2 separate regions of the Homo sapiens genome follow, and region 2 is linked to region 1. Evidence: read pairs that join two places in POLR2A ChIA-PET (ENCODE). Cell type or tissue: Panc1. All regions are shown on one strand.

What was found. ChIA-PET counts read pairs that join two places held together with the same protein. Peaks named below come from ENCODE experiments on the same cell type or tissue, not always from the same donor. Only the 100,000 strongest peaks of a DNase experiment are listed, where the experiment ranks them.
Region 2: POLR2A ChIA-PET joins it to region 1 with 5 read pairs; 2 of 35 experiments call an interaction of 5 or more read pairs at or near these places.

What each region holds. Positions count from the first base shown.
Region 1 is chr4:152,262,842-152,267,841 of GRCh38, reverse strand. It overlaps the pseudogene RN7SL446P. Among named protein-coding and RNA genes, the nearest start is that of FBXW7-AS1, 72 kb to the left of the region's middle. In Panc1, no CTCF peak of the experiment used is centred here; a DNase peak (open chromatin) is centred at 2,471; H3K4me3 peaks cover 229 bases.
Region 2 is chr4:151,107,993-151,112,992 of GRCh38, reverse strand. No RefSeq gene overlaps it. Among named protein-coding and RNA genes, the nearest start is that of SNORD73A, 6.7 kb to the right of the region's middle. In Panc1, no CTCF peak of the experiment used is centred here; no DNase peak of the experiment used is centred here.

The DNA of each region.
Region 1 (5,000 bases):
TTATATTCTCCACCAGACCTCCTAAGGAGATTTTTATTAGATTTTCTAGCCTTCTGGGAAGAGATCAGGGAGAGGAGACAATGCCAGTTTCTGCAGAGCTTCTTCAGAGATGGTGGGTCCCTTTCTTTAAAAGTCTAAAACCTTCTTCAGTTTATTGTTTATTGAACACTTTCTGGATGCTGGGCATCACACTGGGCACCAAAGGTGAAAAGCTCATAGCTCCTGACCTCCAGGGCAGCTAGTGGGTGAGGAATGAAACTGAAGACTTTGCAGGTTCCTGAACTTTGACTGTCTGTTGCAAAATGGCCTAGGGAAAGAAGTCAGTAGAAGGCAGGCCACTTGGCATGAGTAATGCAATTGGGAGAAAAGAAAAAGTCTAGATGGGGATAGGGAAGGAAAAACAGACAAAATAGTGCTGGAAAATAGTAGCCATTTCTGGGCCATTCACTGTGTTCAGGGAATTTGTCTTTCTTGCTTACTGTTGTATTCCTAGGGTCTAGAACAGTGCCTGGAACATGTCTAGTGCCCAAATAATTATTTGTTGAATAAAATGATGAATCTCAGTGACTCACTTCCCTTTCCTTTCTGGCTAGGCCATTTGCTGAAAGGAATCCCCTCATTCCCCCGCTCTGAGATAGGACAATGCCATTAGGCAGGTATATCTTGGGAATTTGCACCATCTGTTTGGGGCCCCATGGAAAGGGTATACCAGATGAACCCCAGGTCTATTTTGGTCTTTACTTTGCATGTTTCTTGTTTTTTTGCATCCCATGCAGATGGATACTGTCAGGTTATTTATAGCAGAAGTTTGCACACAATAATAGAACAGTTGCTCTAATTCCAACGCCAATTGAATAACTTTGGTTTTGCATTCTTCAGAGGACCTGTAGCAAACCCAGTATTAAATAGCCGTGGTACCAAGGCTGTTCCCATATAGCATCAGCTGCTGCTGATTCTGATTGCCTTTCCCAAGACAATTCTCTCTCTTGTTTTGTTTGTTTGTTTGTTTTAGACCAAGTCTCACTCGGTCACCCAGGCTGGAGTGTGCAGTGGTGCGATCTCAGTTCACTGCAGCCTCTGCCTCCTGGGTTCAACTGATTCTCCTGCCTCAGTCCCCTGAGTAGCTGGGATTACAGGTGCCCACCACTGCACCTGGCTAATTTTTGTATTGTTAGTAGAGGCGGTGTTTCACCATGTTGGCCAGGCTTGTCTTGAACTCCTGGCCTCAAGTGATCCACCCACCTCGGCCTCCCAAAGTGCTGGGATTACAGGTGTGAACCACCACACCTGGCCCTCTCTTTAACATGGGACACAGTGATTTTTGCTTGCATGCATTTCTTACAGGTTTTAGAAAAAGCCCACTAATAGATGAAAAAATTATAAATAAAATATAGTGCTGACAAATTTAATTCAATGGTATATTAAATAATTGATACACGTAGCCAAGAATGCAAAGATGGTTCTTATGTACAAGGATGTGCATGATCTTAGGATTTATAATAGTAAATATTGAAAACAATCTATATGTTCAACAATAGGGGGCTGGTTTAGAAAATTATGGTACATTCATAGAATGTAATACCATATAGCTATCAAAAAGTCTATTTCAGGGTAATATGTTGTAATATGAGAGAAAATGGTTATGATATACTAAATGAACACCTGCAGGTCATATTATACACAAACACACACACACGATATATGTATATATCATATATATATATATATATATATATGATCTAATCTTATGAAACTATGAATTCCCAGGAAAAAAGAATGAGAGGGTATGGTGAGTAATTTCTCAATGGGCAGATCATGGGTGACTTTTATTTTCTCTTCCTACTTTTCTGTTTTTAACAGTATTTCTGCAATGAACAGTTATTACTTTTGTAGCCTGGAAAAAAAAATTCCATAAGTGCTATTTTGAAGAATAGTGCCACTGGTTTCTTCCAGGGTTGGGGCTTTATATCTGAAGTTTGTATTAAAGACTAGCTCAGGACATTCACTATTAGGGACAACCAAAGGGAAAATATAAAGTGTGCAGTCATGGTCTTTAAAGCAGGCATTTAAAAGGTTGCTTTTTATCTAATCTCAAGAGGAAGAGATAGGTAGTGTCTTCTCTGCAGAGATTTGTTAATGCTGGTTTGTACATTATCCAGGCATCTCAGACTTGCCCTAAAGACCATCTATAAAGAACCAGCGTGTGTAGATAGTACATGCATTTTCCATATCCATAAATTGTGCACGTTGTTTGAAGCCAGTCATCAATCAATTTCCCCTGGAAACAAAGACCAACATGTGGAATAAACAGCAGAAAAGCTTTGGAGAGAGGAGGCTCTTGAGGAAGAGAACTTGTGCAACCTACTTTTGCTTGTATCTCGTGCTTTCCAGTGCCCTGTCTTGGAACTTAGTCCTGGATGAGGCATTCGTAGCAACCTCGTCACGCACAACCTCACGTGTAAATCTATCTTGGTTAAATATACGAGTTTTCTAAAGCCGGAGGGAGAAACAGTCTGACTCATCGCCACTGTTTTAACTTGAACAAACTATAATAGCTACACAGCGGGTTCCAATGATTAGCAGCAGTATTTATCTTTCCTAGTTTGCATCGACAGTGACACACTCACAGTTATCTGCCCAGATACAGCTTCTATAAAGCCAGCTGCGTCATGCACGTTATTTTTAACCGTAAGAAGAAGAGCCATAGCTAATGTAATCTATGATAGCTTTGTAATTAAAATGTCTTACATAATGAAGAAATCTAATAAATAAAGTACAGCAAGTATTATGTTGCAAAACAAACACATGCTTGGATAAAGGTTTTTGCCTTAAAATCTAGCTACTACTATATATCCTCAAAACTTGTCGCTGCCATTGAGAGATGAGTGACAGCCTTTGATATCCAGAAAATAAAATTAGGGAGATCCTTTCCAACATGGGACTTAGACAACTGATGGTGAGAAATACAGAACGTGATTTACTTGACAAGTAACTAGTAACCTGGGACAACCCCAAAAGATAAAAGGAAATGGACTAAAGAGTGAGCCTATGGTGATTCTGTCGTAGAGGTTGATAAATTTTTTTAAAATAATGACACATCAACAGGAAAAGCAAATATGCTCTGCTTAGCTCTTTAGAAGCAACCTCATCACCATTGCTAATTGTATCCTATCATTCTGTCACTGCAAATCTGAGGAAACTTTGGTGGCTGTTGTCCTTACATGTCCATTTGAAATTTGCTCCAGGGAAACCGAAGATGTTTTGTTTCCTCTTGTGTCTCTTATGCTATCATTGAAATAGCTGCTAGATGTGAAGACATATATATATCCTTTTAGTCCTATGAGACTTTCCACTTTCCAATGAAGAGAAAACCTTTCCCATCAAAAGAGAGAATGGGCCAGGCATGGTGGTGGCCCCTGTAGTCCCAGCTACTCATGAGGCTGAGGCAGGAAAATCGCGGGAGTCCAGGAGGTCTGGGCTGTAGTGCGTTATGCAGATCAAGTGTCCACATTGAGTCAAGCATCAAACATGGTGACTTCCTGGGAGCAGGGCACCAGCATGTTGCCTAAGGAGGGGTGAACCAGTTAAGGTAAGAAACAGAGCAGGTGAAAACTCCTGTGGTGATGAGTGGTGGGATTGCGGCTATGAATAGCTACTACACTTCTGCCTGGGCAATATAGTAAGATTCCTCTCCGAGAGAGAGAGAGAGAGAGTATTTGAGGTGGAAAGTCAAGTAGATAAGAAAATATCCAGGAATGCTGTGTATCACATTTTGGGTTGAAGAATTCCTATATCTGTTGTCCCTTTGAGCATGAGACTATTGTCAATGCCTTTGACTATTGGCAATGGGAAATGTATAGCCTGTGATGTCTCCATTGCAAGAGAATCTATGAGCTGCCCTGGACAGCTCTTGTAAATCAACAATTGGAAAATGGACTAGGTTAGCTCAGGATTTCCATTTTGGAGCTATTAGCGACTACTACAGCCTCCAACCATATGACTTCCACAATGCCAGATTAAACATTTATTGAATGAATATGTAAATCAATGAACTGTGTAATTGGAAAAATGAAGGAAAGCTTCGATGAGACCTGAGGCTACAAAATCCCTCTAAGTACCACTATCCACATTCTGTAAGTTTTGACATGTAATATTATCATTAAAGTTCATAATGATTTCATTACAGTTGCATTATTATTTTATGTTAACATATGAATAACCTAGAGATATGCTTTTAATTTTAAGATAAATGTTTTTTTTTTTTTTTTTTTTTTTTGAGACGGAGTCTCGCTCTGTCGCCCAGGCCGGACTGCGGACTGCAGTGGCGCAATCTCGGCTCATTGCAAGCTCCGCTTCCCGGGTTCACGCCATTCTCCTGCCTCAGCCTCCCGAGTAGCTGGGACTACAGGCGCCCGCCACCGCGCCCGGCTAATTTTTTGTATTAAGATAAATGTTTTTAAAAGTTTATCTTTCTATCATTTATTTTTCAGCTAATTGCATTTAGTTATAGAATATGGTCTGTGTATATACAGATTCTTTGAAATATGTTGAGACTTGTTTCTTGCCCTCTATTATGAGGTCAGTTTTACTCATATTTGCATGTTTCACTTATGTTCTACAATGAATTTCATACATATGGTTTTTGATCCTTCTTTTGGTTTTAGGGCTCTGTATGTGTCCATTAATCAAGCCGTGCTGTTAATTGTGTTGTCAAATCTTCTATATCTGTATTGATTTTTTGTCTGCTTGCTATATCAGTTTCACAGAGAAACTCCCACTATGTTTGTGGATTGGTCAGTTATTCCTTGTAATTCTACCAAATTTGATTTGTATATTTGATGCTATGTTACTAGTTTGGGCAAGATTCAAGTGATCTCTTCCTAGTGAATTTAATATTTTTATCATTATTTAGTGACTTACTAATATTTAAAAAGCTTAAAGTTGATTTTATCTATATTAATATAAATATATATTATTTGGGGGGTTAATATTTCCATAAT
Region 2 (5,000 bases), 1.2 Mb after region 1:
TATCAGTCACAGGTGTTATCAGCCCTTAACTGTAGTCATCTACATGAATGACCCAGATGTTCTGGTTGGCAGCCACAATTTATTTTCATAGTTTATAGCCTTAAAAGAGATGTCTTTAGTCTGCCTTTCAACTGGCAGACCAGATGTCTAGGCCATTAGTAACAGCCCAAGTCAGCAAAAACTAGTGTGGTGGCTCACACCTGTAATCTCAACTTTGGGAGGCTGAGGCAGGAGAATCACTTGAGTACAAGAGTTCAAGACCAGCCTGGGCAACATAGCGAGATGCCCATCTCTACAAAAATTTTAAAAAGCAGGTCATGGGGACACACACCTGTAGCCCCAGCTACTCAGGAGATTGAGGTAGGAGGATCCCTGAGTCCAGGAGGTTGAGACTGCAGTGAGCTGTGATCACACCACTGCACTCCAACCTGGGCAACAGCACAAGACCCTAACTCTAAAAATAATAATTTTTAAAATAGGGCAAGGTTAATCAAAAGCAGTATTGGCTATGAGAACTGAGTTCCGCCCACTGAGCAGGGACTTCATTCACTTTAGTTGCATGGCTAGCACTGAGGTTGGATTGCAACAGCAACACAATGGATACTACCAGCTTTCCATTCTGCAGAGCCATCAGTGAATCAGGCCCAATCATTTAGGAGACTTAGGTGAAGTAAGGACCCCATTGACCCAACAGGTGCAAGTACGCTTCACGCAGTGGAGTGCTAGATAAAGTTTTCCAGGAGTTTCTACCACCACTTCATGAAAAACCAAGATGATCCTAAGGCTGCTACATCCCAGAACACACTGTTTTTTATCAGCAAGGCTTGTTTAGTGAGGCATGCGGTCTCCAATACCCAAAGCCCTCCAATAAGCCTAGAAGCAGCAAAAGGTTAAAGAGATAGCAGTTTGTCCTTGACTGCCAGAGGGATTAAGCACTGTGAATCCATCCACACAGTCCCAAGAAACTACTTGGTGAACAGGCTCCTGAATTGTTTTGGAGTTTTATCAAACACTCCTGTTGGTGGAGGTGTGATGAAACCACAGTCAAGGTATGAGATTGAGAATTCTGAGTTGTCAAACAACTGGACAGCATCCTCGCTCTCATGTGAAAACTGTGGCCGTCAGAGTAGAAACACTTGTGTTTAAATACTGACACACACACACACACACACACACACGGCAAATGGCAGAGGAGTTTGTTCCATTAACACTTTTCTAAATACAGCAGTGCCCTGAATGGGAGAACCTCCTCTGAATACATGAAGTGCACAAGCATGTACACATCAGTCTCACATTTAGCAGTGCAAAATAGAACGCTGAATTGGCCCAGAGGGACTCACACACTTAAATATAAAAATATTTTTGCCTGGGCGCGGTGGCTCAAGCCTGTAATCCCAGCACTTTGGGAGGCCGAGGTGGGTGGGTCATCTGAGGTCAGGAGTTCAAGACCAGCCTGACCAACAATGGAGAAACCCTGTCTCCACTAAAAATACAAAATTAGCCAGGCATGGTGGCACATGCCTATAATCCCAGCTACTGGGGAGGCTGAGAAAGGAGAATCACTTGAACCTGGGAGGCAGAAGTTGCGGTGAGCCGAGATTGTGCCATTGCACTCCAGCCTAGGCAACAAGAATGAAACTCCCGTCTCAAATATATATATATATATTTTTATAAATTTAAAAAACCTTTTTCTCCACTGCAAGTTTTGCCCAAACCCTGTCAGTTGAATTTGGATGCTTTATTTCCTTATTTACAGTAGCACTGGCAAACTTTTCTCTGTGAAAAGCCAGATAAATAGTTTTGGCCTTGTGGGCCAAGAAGCAAAAGTGGGATGTAGGCATATAACAAGAGGAAACAAATCTCCACAAAATTATTAATGAAGTTCAAACTATCATGATAATAATTGAGTACTTTTCTGTAATACAGATCTACTAATGAGGAAAAAAATGGAATTTTTTTCTTTTGGGATGGGGAATAACATTTCATTAAATTAGAGCTTAGTGATTCCCATTATAAAAATGAGTTGCAAATTTTCATCTGTGAACAGTGACTTGTAATGAGATTTTATGTATTTCTTTTTTTTTTTTTTTTGAGACGGAGTCTCACTCTGTTGCCCAGGCTGGAGTGCAGTGGCGCAGTCTTGGCTCACTGTAACCTCCACCCACTGCAACCTCTGCCTCCCAGGTTCAAGCGATTCTCCTGCCTCAGCCTCCCAAGTAGCTGGGATTACAGGAGCATGCCATCACGCCTGACTAATTTTTGTATTTTTAGTAGAGACGGGATTTCACCATGTTGGCCAGGCTGGTCTTGAACTTCTGACCTCAAGTGATCCACCTGCCTTGGCCTCCCAAAGTGGTGGGATTACAGGCATGAGCCACAGTGCCTGGCCTGTATTTCATTTTTGAAGATGTCTTTTCACAGGTAAAATGTGTGGCACTCAAAATGTTTGAGCGTGGTATCGCTGCAGTTTGCAGTGTGCACCGCAGTGTGAAGTGATGAGTGCACCACCTCAGTGTGAACTGCACCTGCACCACTGCAGTTGTAGTGTAAAAAGCAGCAAGTGGGCCAGGGGCTGTGGCTCATGCCTGTAATTCAGCACTTTGGGAGGCTGGGGCAATAGGATCCTTTTGAGTCCAGGAGTTTAAGGCCAGCCTGGGCAACATAGTGAGACCCCATCTCTATTTAAAAACAGATTAAAAATGTTTTGAAGCAGAAACACAATATTTAAAGATAAATGAGTATGATCATGTTCCAATACGACTTGATTTGTGGATATTTATGTTTATTTTGAATTTCATATAATTTTTACACGTAGTAAAATATTTTTTCAAATCTATAAAAATAGAAAAAACATTCTCAGCTTGCAGACTATACAAAAATGGAAACTGGCCAGATTTACCATAGGCAGCAATTTGCCAACTCAGCCTGGACTAAGGATTATATCACATGGATGGTTAGCAATTATAACTGCAGCTGCTTTTAAGATCATAGGTGAAGAAGTCCCTGATACAGAAAATCAGAGCAAGGACACAGAATGCTAAAAACTGAAATTTAGGAAAACTTTACCTGCAAAAGATTTTTTTTTTTTTTTTTTGAGACAGATTCTGGCTCTGTCTCCCAGGCTGGAGTGCAGTGGCACAATCTCGGCTCACTGCAAACTCCTCCTCCAGGGTTCAAGTGATTCTCCTGCCTCAGCCTCCCAAGTAGCTGGGATTACAGGCCCACGCCACCAAGCCCGGCTAATTTTTGTAGTTTTAGTAGAGACAGGGTTTTGCCACGTTGACCAGGCTGGTCTGGAACTCCTGACCTCAAGTGATCTGCCCAGCTTGGCCTCCCAAAGTGCTGGGATTACCAGCCTGGCCAACATGGTGAAACCCCATCTCTAATAAAAATAACAAAATTAGTTGGGCATCGCGGCACACGCCTGTAATCCCAGCCTCTCAGGAGGCTGGGGCAGGAGAATCGCTTGAACCTGGGAGGCAGAGGTTGCAGTGGGCTGAGATTGCGCCATTGCGCTCCAGTCTAGGCGACAAGAGCGAAACTCCGTATCAAAAATTAAAAAAAGAATATACTGCCTACGTAACACTACTTAATCAGAAAAAAACCCTAGTAAGACATATTCAAGCAAAATTACTGGATTTTAAAGAAACAGAAGGCTGGGCGCGGTGGCTCACGCCTGTAATCCCAGCACTTTGGGAGGCCAACGTGGGCGGATCATGAGGTCAGGAGATCGAGACCATCCTGGCTAACACGGTGAAACCCCGCCTCTACTAAAAATACAAAAAATTAGCCGGGCGTGGTGGTGGGCACCTGTAGTCCCAGCTACTTGGGAGGCTGAGGCAGGAGAATGGCATGAACCCAGGAGGCAGAGCTTTCAGTGAGCCGAGATCATGCCACTGCACTCCAGCCTGGGCGACAGAGCAAGACTCCGTCTCTTAAAAACAAACAAACAAAAAAAACAGAAAGGCTGGGCACGGTGGCTCACGCCTGTAATCCCAGCCCTTTGGGAGGCCGAAGCAGGCGGATCACAAGGTCAGGAGATCGAGACCATCCTGGCTAACATGGTGAAACTCCGCTTCTACTAAAAATACAAAAAAATTAGCCAGGCATGGTGGTGGGTGCCTGTAGTCCCAGCTACTCAGGAGGCTGAGGCAGGAGAATGGCGTGAACCTGGGAGGCGGAGATTGCAGTGAGCTGAGATCGTGCCACTGCACTCCAGCCTGGGCGACAGAGTGAGACTCCATCTCAAAAAAAAAAAAGAGAAAAAACTGGGGGGCCTCTACCCAAAATCGAAGACTTTTAAAAGAAATTTAATTATCATACTTTTCACTAGCAATGCTTTAAGTTATTTTTAAAAAAATGGGAGTAGCATATTTAAGATGCTTAAAGAGTGAGCCAAGGAGCTAAGGATGCAGCAAAAGTGACTTTGAGATATAAAGTACTCTGACAAATTATACTCACCATGGAAGAATAAGAACTTCCTAAGGAACCTACCAAAGGACATGCTTCAGACAACCAAAATAACTAGAGAGCCATCAATCTAAAGACTGGTGGTGGGCATTAAACATAGTTACTTGTGGCCAGGCGCGGTGGCTCATGCCTGTGATCTCAGCACTTTGGGAGGCCAAGGCGGGTGGATCACCTAAGGTCAGGGGTTCGAGACCACCCTGGCCAACATGGTGAAACCCCGTCTCTACTAAAAATACAAAAAATTAGCCGGGTGTGGAGGCCGGCACCTGTAATCCCAGCTACTTGGGAGGCTAAGGCAGAATGACTTGAACCCGGGAAGCAGAGGTTGCAGTGAGCTGAGATTGTGCCACTGCACTCCAGTCTGGGCGACAGAGCAAGACTCTGTCTCGAAAAAAAAAAAAAAAAAGCATTATTTTTGGAACCTCTTTCAAATGAGCCCTTCTAAAAATAGAATACTATGCCAACCCCTATTCCAAGGTGTAGCAGATTAGAGCTTGATTATGGATTATACTATTACCTTACTAAATGAT